Linked DNA regions of Homo sapiens: region 2 is linked to region 1. A link is an interaction called in ENCODE POLR2A ChIA-PET data of the cell type or tissue named here. Cell type or tissue: K562. All regions are shown on one strand. Each heading gives the region's core, and the rest is flanking DNA. Links, peaks and the distances in the headings are about the cores only. Region 1 has its middle 12 kb from the start of TRK-TTT6-1. Region 2 holds the start of TRV-TAC4-1 (tRNA-Val (anticodon TAC) 4-1).

Evidence for each region. Peaks named below come from ENCODE experiments on the same cell type or tissue, not always from the same donor. Only the 100,000 strongest peaks of a DNase experiment are listed, where the experiment ranks them.
Region 2: POLR2A ChIA-PET joins it to region 1 with 5 read pairs; 4 of 35 experiments call an interaction of 5 or more read pairs at or near these places.

The regions. Positions count from the first base shown.
Region 1 is chr6:27,344,378-27,349,760 of GRCh38, forward strand. No RefSeq gene overlaps it. Among named protein-coding and RNA genes, the nearest start is that of TRK-TTT6-1, 12 kb to the left of the region's middle. In K562, for the core only: no CTCF peak of the experiment used is centred there; no DNase peak of the experiment used is centred there.
Region 2 is chr6:27,287,505-27,292,887 of GRCh38, forward strand. It overlaps TRV-TAC4-1 (tRNA-Val (anticodon TAC) 4-1), which reads left to right and starts at 3,122; the gene lies at 3,122-3,194. RefSeq lists an enhancer at 3,707-4,352. In K562, for the core only: no CTCF peak of the experiment used is centred there; DNase peaks (open chromatin) are centred at 817, 1,457, 2,667, 3,217 and 1 weaker place; H3K4me3 peaks cover 2,416 bases.

The sequences.
Region 1 (5,383 bases), core at 287-5,286:
CCACGTTTTGGGAAAAGGCCAATCTCCCACATCTTGAACATGGCTGTACCTTCTGAGCATGTACCTGCCCCATAGAGGCACTTTCTCTCAGCCTTTTCACTTCTCCAAAGATTGTGCTAACCTACTGGGACATCTAACCTACCAACCTACCCTCCTGCCTGAATTCATGATCGATGAATTTATGATGAAACCAGATCATTTTCTTTTCACACATCACCACACCCAGCTAATTTATATATTTTTTTTGTAGAGACAGGGTTTTGCCATGTTGCCCAAGCTGGTTTCAAACTCTTGAGCTCAAGTTTTCCACCCTCCTCAGCCTCCCAAAGTGCTAGGATTATATGCATGAACCAATGCACCCAGCTGAAACCAGGTCATTTTCTATTGAAATGTAACTGGTAAGAGATACAATCAATTTAAGACCTCTGCTGACTGCTTATTATCATGCTTCCCTTTAAAGCCATTTGAAACTTTCCTTATTCTCATCACAGGCACATGAGGTAATATGACTCATTTATGGTCAATGGAATATATATTAAAATATTGCACAAAACCTGTAGGTCATGCCTCTAATGGGAAAATGTCATCTTTCAATTCCTGCCAGCTTGAAAACAGGCAAGATGCCTTAACCTCAAAATGGAAGCATAGGTTGAAGATGATGGAGCAATGAGATTGCAAGATCCTATGTTCCTGCTATTATGGACTTCTTATATCTGTGAATTCTGGGTGGCTTATGTCCTTAGACTTTGTGTAACCACTGATATTCTGAGTCTAAGACATATTCCTATATACTAACAACCTCTGAGTACAGAGCCAAACCTGAATGGAAATCAAGTAGGTATAACAAATAACCTCAGTATATTAAAACATGCATGTAAAGAGAAATGGAAGAAGTTATTTTACATTAATAAAGACTAACAGGCTCCTCTCATAAACAGGAAAAACCAAATTGATACTTCATGAAGACCAAACCAACTAAGTGATTCACTATTTCAATGGGAGAGTTATTTCCAAAGTTATTTTTGAATAAGCTATGGAAGAACATGCCAGAATAAATTATGCATGAAGGTCCAGTATCCATAGCTGGAGTTTGGTGGTCAGTTGCTAGAGATAATTGAGCATATCAAGTTAAAAAATTCCAAGACAGTTGTGTTAAGTATAGGAGTTAGAAATTATTATGGAGACCGACATCTATTGTCTTAGTTTATTCAGGATGCTATAACAAAATACCTTAGACTAGGTAATTTATAAACAACAGAAATGTATTGTTCACAGTTTTGAGGGCTGGAAATTTCATTCAAGATCAAGGTGCCAGCAGATTTGGTGTCTGATGAGGGCTTGCTCTCTGCTTGATAGATGATGCCTTCTATGTGTCCTTGCATGGCCCAAATGGCAAACAAGCTCCCCCAGGCTTCTTTTATAAAAGGAATAATTTTATTCATGAGGGTGTAGCCTTCATTAACTGATTATCTCTCAAAGGATACAGCTCTTAATACCATCACATTGGGGATTAGGTTTCAACATATGAATTTTGTATGGATGCAAACATTCGGACCATACCATTTCTGTACCTTAGTTGTCTATTTAAAGAAATAAAAGATTGCTGGATAGCATCAACTTTGATTTGAGTAATCACTGTAAATTTTGATTTAATTCATTTTAAATATATATATAAGTATATATATTTAAATATATAAATATATATATAAGTATATATATTTAAATATATAAATATATAGTGAAAGGTAGATGTGGTTATATATTTGTGGGTTGAACCAAACAGTTCTAAGACTCATCTTGCAAACCAAATAAAGTGCATGCCTTCCTTATGCTCTTGTTATTACAGAACTCACTTTCAGTCAATGTTACTAAAGCATCCTCCCTTATGCAGTTAATATTACAACACTCTTCCTGGGTCAATGAAAATTCACTGAGCATCTACTAAATCTCTACTTTTACCTAGCTTCTGTGAAGTTCTAAAACTCTAACGTATGGATCCTACCCTCAAAGAACTTGTTACTGAACATCACAGTACCAATACGTACTAAACACCATGAGAATATACACTACAGAAATTCAAAAAAAGAAGAGATGAGTGTTGAATGGAGCTGATGAAGGCAAATAATAATAAACTAAAACTATGTATGTGCTAGGCCGGCCATGAGAAGCTTGAAAGAGGTAGGAGTAAGAAAAACAAAGGAGGATATTCCAGTTGCAGTTAGCACATGGTAAAAGTGTTGGGAAGTAGGAGTGAAAGTGACTGAAATGTGTTTCAGTGAGTAGGATGGTATTTGCTGTATGGGGAATTCAGTAAATGAATTTTCTCAGGTTGAAACAGCAACAACAAAAAAGCCATATGATTATAGGTGCATGACAATCTTACATTTAACTAATATTAATACTTTAAAAATCCATTGCATAATAATTCACTACAGTATTCTTATATTCCAAGACCATCAAATTTGCTTAGTTATCAAGTTCCATTTTTTTTTTAAAAAAAGTTTCTTTGCATATAAAACAATACATGTGCACTAAGATTGGAAAATAAAATGATAACCAATAAAATCCCACATTTTGTTGCATATAATTCGAGTGATTATATAAATTATTTATATATATACACACACACTGTACTTAGTTTTAACCTTTTTTTGCTTTATATTAATTTTTACTAAATATTCTATATTATTATTTTTAAAGATTCTATAATATTCCAGCTTATTTAACCAATTTCCCACTGTGAAACACAAATTGGTTGTTTCTAGCTTTTCATCCATGTAGCAAAGTTAAATTAATAATCCTTGTTGTGGCCAGGGGCAATGGCTCATGTCTATAATCCTAGCACTTTAGTAGGCTGAGGAGGGCGGATTGCTTGAGTCCAGGAGTTTGAGACCAGTCTGGGCAAAATGGAAAAAGCCTATCTCTACCAAAAATAAAAAAATTAACTGAGCATGGTGGCACATGCCTATAGTCCCAGCTATAGGCCCAGCCTCCCTGGGAGACTGAGGTGGGAGGGTCACCTGAGCCCAGGGAGGTCAAGACTGCAGTGAGCTGTGATTGCACCATTGCACTCCAGCCTATGAGACAGACTGAGACTCCATCTCAAAAAAAAAAAAAAAAAAAAAAAAAATCCTCATTAAGAGGGGGCTTCAAGATCCCTGACTAGAGGCACCCAGCACTTGCCTCTTTACACAGAAGGATTAAAACAGTGAGTAGATAACAACATATAAAATAACAGCTTCTAAGAGGGAACACTGGAATTCAGCAGGGAAGTGACAGGGAACCTCTGAGGCATGAAAGAAGAGGGAAGGAAAGCAGCTGGCCAAGCTGGATCAGCTCAGAGCCAGGAGGAAGTCCCCATTGCAGGAGGAGTAGGGGAAAGTAAGGGAGAGAATGCCAACAGTCGGTATTCCCACCATGGACTCCTGGAATCCTAACCAGCCACAAGAGAGCCCCTTGGCCCTCACAGGCCCTGAGACTTGTATAGGGAGCTGCCTGGAGTCCACACAATGGCATTGTTCCACAGGAGTTTGTGCTGGGTCCCACCAAGCTTCTGAGACCCAAGCAGTTGCAGCATGGTACTATATTGAGAGCCCAGCCCCCGCTGGACTACATCCTGCCCTGGGACTCCACAGCCCCCGCATCTCCACATCCCTAAAGCCCTGCTAACATACTCTCATGCCCACCCAGAGGGCTTCAGTGTCACTATGCTGGATGGATCCAGCAGTGCAGCCAGGTCCCCAGCACTGTTGTTCACAGTGTCTTACACCCTGGGAAGTGGGCAGTGCAACAAACTAGAGAGAGTGACCCCAGAATAAAAGGAGCGGAACCATGTACTCCCTAGATCATGAAAGCCACCTACTTAGGGCTGCTGCCACTGACAGCAACCCTATCTCCTTCAGGGCTGGGGCACTACACATCTGCATGTACCTTCAAGGGCCCTGAGGAATGGTCAACCAACATACTGTTTTGGGGCCTGAGGACAGGCCAACTCCAACTGTTGCCAACAGTGCCTGAGTGCACCATCTATAGGCCTGTGTATCAAACTGCCGTGCCTACTGCAACTGGTGGTGATGTGTGCCATCCAGGGGCCTGAGGACAGGTCTACCCAGCTGACCACCACCACCACTGGTGCCCAAGCATGTTATCTAAGGGTCTGGAGATTGACCCACCCTGCCTGTCAGTGCTGTCCATGCAAGCTGTCTGGAGGCCTGGAGATAGGCCTACCTTGCCCACCACTACTGGCATACATGTGTGCCATCCAGAGGTGTAAGACATGCACATTTCATCTTCTGCCAGTGTCCACATATGCCTCCCAGGGGCCCAGGGACTAGCCCACCCAGCCTGCCACTACCACAGCCACTGGCAGTCACCCACATGTGCCACCCAGGGCCCTGGAGACTAGATTACCTGGTCTGCTGGTGCCACTGCTGGTGCCACATGCATTGCTTGGGGTCCAAAGATTGGTCTACCATCATTGCCACTAGTGACCCCACGCACACCATGTGAGGGCCCAAGGACCTGCCCACCTAGTCCACTGCTGCCACTGCTAGCACCCAAGCAAGCCAGCTGGAGGCCCAAACACTGGTCCACTCAAGGGCCCATGAACTGGCACACCCAGCCCACTGCCACCAACACTGGTGCTGAAGGACCAGCCCACCTGGCATTCCATCCCTTGCAAAGCCTCACCACAGCCTTCATTAACAACTGCAACATAAGCCACTGAGAAAATCATAGACATTACTGACACTGATTATAGCCATAGAAACTATACTACTGTGCCCATCTAGAATCAACACCAACGCACGATACCCAACCAACAATACAGATAGCCTTTAAAGGAAAAAGTTTTTTTCCCTACAAAAGGCAATCCACAAAATTGGAAGAAGTGACTGTTACTCCAGATGCACAGATATCGACGTGGGCATGAGAAACATAAAAAAAGCAAGAAACATGACATCTCCAAAAGAAAACAGTAATTATTCAGTAATAGTTATCAATGAAAAATCTTTGAAATGCCTAAAAAAAATTAAAATAATGATATTAAAGAAACTCAGTGAGGTTGGACGCGGTGGCTCATGCCTGTAATCCCAACACTTTGGGAGGCTGAGGCGGGTGGATCATGAGGTCAGGAGATCAAGACTATTCTGGCTAACATGGTGAAACCCCGTCTCTACTAAAAATACAAAAATTAGCTGGGCATAGTGGCACATGCCTATAATCCCAGCTATTCAGGAGGCTGAGGCAGGAGAATTGCTTGAACCTGGGAGGCAGAGGTTGCGGTGAGCTGAGATTGTGCTATGCACTCTGGCCTGGGCGACAGAGCGAGACTCCATCTCAAAAAAAAAAAAAAAAAAAAGATGAACAATACAGAGGAATCAGA
Region 2 (5,383 bases), core at 151-5,150, 57 kb before region 1:
TCTGTAATGTAATAATTAGCATGTCCGCCTAGCATGTGAAAGGATTCTGGTTTTTAAATCCAGTGGAAACAACAGCTTTTCCAAAAAATTTGTCTCATGGATACCTTCTTCCAGTCTGAGGCTGGCGTTTTCTCTCTCAATAGCCTTTTGATGAAGATAATGTTTAGTTTGGATGAAGTCCATAGTTTCAATCTTTTTAAAAATGCTTACTTGTTTTGTCAAATCTACAAAACATTTGACTATCGCAAAGGCAAAAAGGATTTTTCTAAATTTTCTTTAATAGGCTTTGTTTTCATTTTCACTTTAAGGTGTATGGGTGAAAAATTTGAACAGGCGCTTCACAAAGACGGCCAAATGGCAACTGAACAATTTGCAATCAGAAAAAAAAAAAGAAAGAAAGAAAGAGGGAAGAGGGTCTAAACAAGCAAATAAACGAAAAACGAGAGGCGAGGCTACCAGGTTTCTTCCATTTCTGGCAAACATTTATTGTTGTTGTTTTTTCCTTCACAGAATTATTTTCAGAAACCTTCCACAGGAGATTCGTGCGTGGAGGGGGTGGGGTGGAAAGAAGTAGGGAATGGAGAAGATTACTAAGAAAAGTTTCCTGTCTGGAACTGCGGCAGATCTCTTTGGATAGAGATGACTACTTAACCTCACTCTGCTTTCCTTCGCCGCGGTTGCGGCCGCGACCCTGTTCTTACCACCAGCAATTCCTCCAGGGACTTGGTCAGCAGCCCAACTTGATCTGCGTCTCTCTGCTAAGGTGTTTCCGCAACAGGGTCAACTCCAAGTCTCACCTTTCTAGGAATCCCGGGCGCAGCGCGGGGGTCGGGACTCCGACCTGTATTTCCAGGCGGAGGTTTCCCTGGGTCAGGCGGCCACTCTCTGCCAGAGATTGTCAGTTATCCAACTGTCAATAGAGCCGCCGCTCCAGCGAGTTTAATTTAGGCACAGAAAAGTCCTGCCTGGGTTGAGGTGGGCTTAGGATGAGTTTACTTGAGTGTGTGATTTAGAAATAGATCTATGGGACAGACAGACACGAAATCGGGCATTGGGGCCCTCGCAGGCAGGGTATCTAGACTGGCAGCTGCCGGTGCAGGATATTGCCAAGGACTCGGCATCCGGCTCAGCTCAAGGTGGGGACGAAGACGTCCTGGTTGCAAGGAGGAGCCCTACTCCCCCCGGAATCAGAACTGTGCATAGCGGGCTCTGGATTTGCCGGGATGTTTGAGGAATTTGAAATGAGAAAGGAGAGGAGGAAATGGTTTAATGGTATATTGAGTTACTGGAGTGTATTTTAGTCACCGATTTTGGTTTTAAAAAATGAGAAATATGGAGTGCAGGATTTCTGCCTGATTGAGTACAAGGCTAGAAAATAAGTGCTACAACCTCCCTAGTCCACCTACACTTCAATGTCTTAAATCCTAGTGCATCTGCAGAGCCCAGCACCGGATGGGGGAGGGGAGTGGGGGCGGAGAGAGAACAGAACTGGAATTCTAGGTAGGGGAGTCAAATTTGCTAGGCTCTCAGCTGAGACCATCGCATTTGTTCTTAGTTGGCTAAGGGTATACACATGATCTGAATCTCTCTGAGTATTCCCAAATTGTTTGGGGGAAAATTTAGCTGGTTTTAACTTAGAGATTAGGTCACACTAGGTCTCACATCCTGTGTACTTTGAGAGGACAAAAGGATAAAGGGTAGAAACTGGCATTTTAAAAGAACCGATTATCACACATTTTATAGCTATTTAATAAGGTAATCCTTAATATTATGACCTGAAATCCTCTCCATGGCTGACTCTCATGTGTTCAGCTTTATTTCATACCCCACCGCCCCTTTCTCTCCAACCACACTGTCCTACTTGCAAATCGGTCCCTCTTATTTACCATGGGTTTGGGTACATAAGATTTCTTTTGCCTTTAACACTCTTTTAAATCTAGTTAACATCTCCCCAACCTTTAAACTTGAGCATCATTATTTTCTCAGAGAACTCTTCCCCTAAACTTTCTAAATTAATCTTCATATATATTAAATGAGAGCACTATATGTCTCTCTTTTCTTGGAAATGCTGCATTAATTTGGATGATAACTTGATTACTGTCTGTCTCTCACAAGAATATAATTTCCAAGAAGACAGGTGCAGTGCCTGGTTTCGTTTACTAATAAAACCCTACAGTCCATTGCAATGCCCATATATGCAATGGACACACAATAAATATTAGTTGACTAATATGTGAACCCATACCATTCTACAAAGTAAATGTTAAACTTATTTTGAGACAAGGAACTGAGGTTAATAGTTAATTGTCCAAATTGCAGAATTAGTAAAAGAGTTATTTCCTATTTTTCTCGGATTTGAGACTCAATTGCAGAAACTGTGTAATCAGTAGGGAAAGAGGAATTGAATTCTTCCCTTTAAAAATAACAGAAAATAACAATGGCCTTCATGGTCAACATCTTTAAGGAAAAATGCAGACTGGTGTCTTTGAACAGGATTTTTACAATCATCACAGTGAGACACTAATTAACCACACAAATTGAATGCTGTATAGAGAGGTATTTGATAGACAATAGAACCTTTCCACTTTCCTGATAGTCCTCTGCCCTTCCCAAATTCTGTAAACATGCTTACCCTCGTGATATATCCAGAACAATATGAAGATCTCCAGACAGGAAACGCAGACATCTGGTCATCAAGATAGGAGATACATTCACTTTGAGCCTCAACTTAAGTTCACAATATTCTGGCCACCGCAACCCTTCCTTTTACACTATGTAGACTTTTGTCTACTACATTACATCTCTTTACATTTTTATCCATAAACATCGACAACAACGAAATCACACTCTTCTGAATTCCTGCCTCTGCCCCGTGAAAACAAAAAAAAAAGAAAAAAAAATCAACGTCCACAGTAACAAGCCTCGCATCTGAGGGGAAATTTTCTTAAATTCTCCAGTCACGTCTGAAAAAAAAAAGTTTTAATGGAGGACTTTGTAGTAAAGAAAAGCATGGTAACCTTGATAATTTACTGAAAGGAAAGGCCAATCAACTCGATGTTACCAAAGCTGAAACAGAAAAATTTAATTCTCCCTTAACGAAGGAAGCCAACGCAGCACACAGGTTTCCGTGGTGTAGTGGTTATCACATTCGCCTTACACGCGAAAGGTCCTCGGGTCGAAACCGAGCGGAAACAACTTGCAATTTTTCGGGGTGTTTCTGTTTTCCAAGATTCCCTTAGCTGACCTTGACAGTGGACGTCTTTACAATGGCACCATCGCACGATCTCTCGATCACTCTCAGCTTTCAAAAGCAGAATACTGTTCTATTAGGTGTTTCTCTCTGCATGTTGTCGGCAGTGTTCTGAATAGGAGGAGATCCCTGCCTTTAAAGGGGGCGAGATTGGGGTGGAGGGGTCTCTGCTCTCTTCCTAATGCGAACTGTCGCCTGCTGGCTTTATTCAAGGAGAGGCTCTTGGGGATTTCCGTAAGTAAAGTCTCCGCTTCTAGACCAAGAGTCCCTGACCACTTGAGTGAACATTACCAGTCTCCAGCAATTCATTTATTGTCAGACAATATTTTCAAAAATCACATGACTTTTAGAGAAGACAAGAAGAGAAAATGGGGAGGGAATATGTGTAAGACAAGATTCTGCAGGGAGAGCTCAATTAGGGCAGACGTTACTGCGTCGCCTGTTTCTCCACGATCATTTCCCTTGATGGTCCCGATCGCCACAAAGACGTCAGGGATTAGGGTCGCAGGCGCCTTGTTTAATGGCCTTTTGGCTTGGAGCATTTCCAATGCGGGTCAATGCGTAGTAGCACTTTTGCGGGAAGCTAGCGTTGCATGGAACATTAGGCCGCACCCGCCTCTCCAGGTCCCGGCTGGGCTCTGGTTGCTCACTCACTGCTGTGAACCTGGCTCCCTCCGAAGCATGGCAAAGTTCCACTTAAGGACGCTCCAGGTGGATATGGGGTAAAGCTAGGGTGTTTCCCGGCATGTACATACACTGGGGTCCTCGAAAGGATCCTAGACGGGGAGATGTGTGGGCACAAAGTGTGAAGATGTTTGTGTCACATGTTAAGTTAACCAGAGTGCGTCCACCAGAGAAGAACTAAACAACTAACTAACTGGAATGATTCTACCAGTTTTTGTCAGCTAGCTTTAATAATTAGCCACTACAGTGCTGGCAGATTGATTACATGAATTGAATAGCCTAATGTCAGCGATGGAAACTAAGCATGGGCCCAGTAACAATGGGCTTGTCTGTTACAGGAACTTAAAAAGATCTTTTCAAAATGCAAATCTGTTCATGAGACTTCTCTGCCTAAAATCCTTCCATGGATTCCCATTGTTGGTAGGGCCAATTCAAAAATCTTTAACTTGGCCTATACATAGTAATCATAGTTCTTAGTTTAGACTCAATATAGATCAATTCATGCCTGTTAATTTTAGTGCGCCATCCTCTTTACCATCAAGTAAAGTAACCTGATTTATTTATAACAATCTACTAGAGGGTCCTGCACCATGCACATGTTCTCTCCTCCTCAGGCCTCATCTCCTACTACTTGCACATCACTCTGCAGCTCAGTCTTAATCACCAGACACACTGACGCTGTCTCAGCTCTTCTCCCCTCAGGTGTTTTGGCCATGTTGTTCTCTCTGAGGTGCAGAAAAGAAGGCCTCTGCTGGCCCTTCTCCTTGCTCTCCATTCAGCCCCTTCCTTTTCCCACCTGATTCTATCACATTCCTAAAGTCTCGCCTAACTGAGAGAAGGTGATATTCCAGAAACAAACATTCCCCAGTATGACTTCTCTACATTTTCACTGATTGTAATTCAGGAAGAAGGAGGGGTAGAAATGTGCCCAGGGTCCTATTTATGCTCAATATAGTTAAAACAAACAAGCAAGGAAAAAGAATATTGGGATCAACCCTCTAAAGCACAGGTGGACAATGGCTGTCAAAATTGCCAATGCACTACTCTTTGATGCAGCTTTTCCACATGAATGCAAGGTATCATGGCAGATATCAGAGATGGTGTATGTTCATAGATATAAAGAGTTTGCAATAGCCGATGGAAAACTAAACTAACTGCCCATTAAACTATGATATATACTAACATAATTGAATACTATACTAGTTTATTTATTTATTTATTTTTTTGAGATGAAGTCTCATTGTGTCGCCCAGGCTGGAGTGCAGTGGCACAATCTCCACTCACTGCAACCTCCACCTCCCAAGTTCAAGACCTTCTCCTGTCTCAGCCCCTTGAGTAGCTGGGATTACAGGCATGCACCACCATGCCTGGATAATTTTTGTATTTTTAGTAGAGATGGGGTTTCACCATGTTGGCCAGGCTGGTCTCCAACTACTGACCCAGATGATC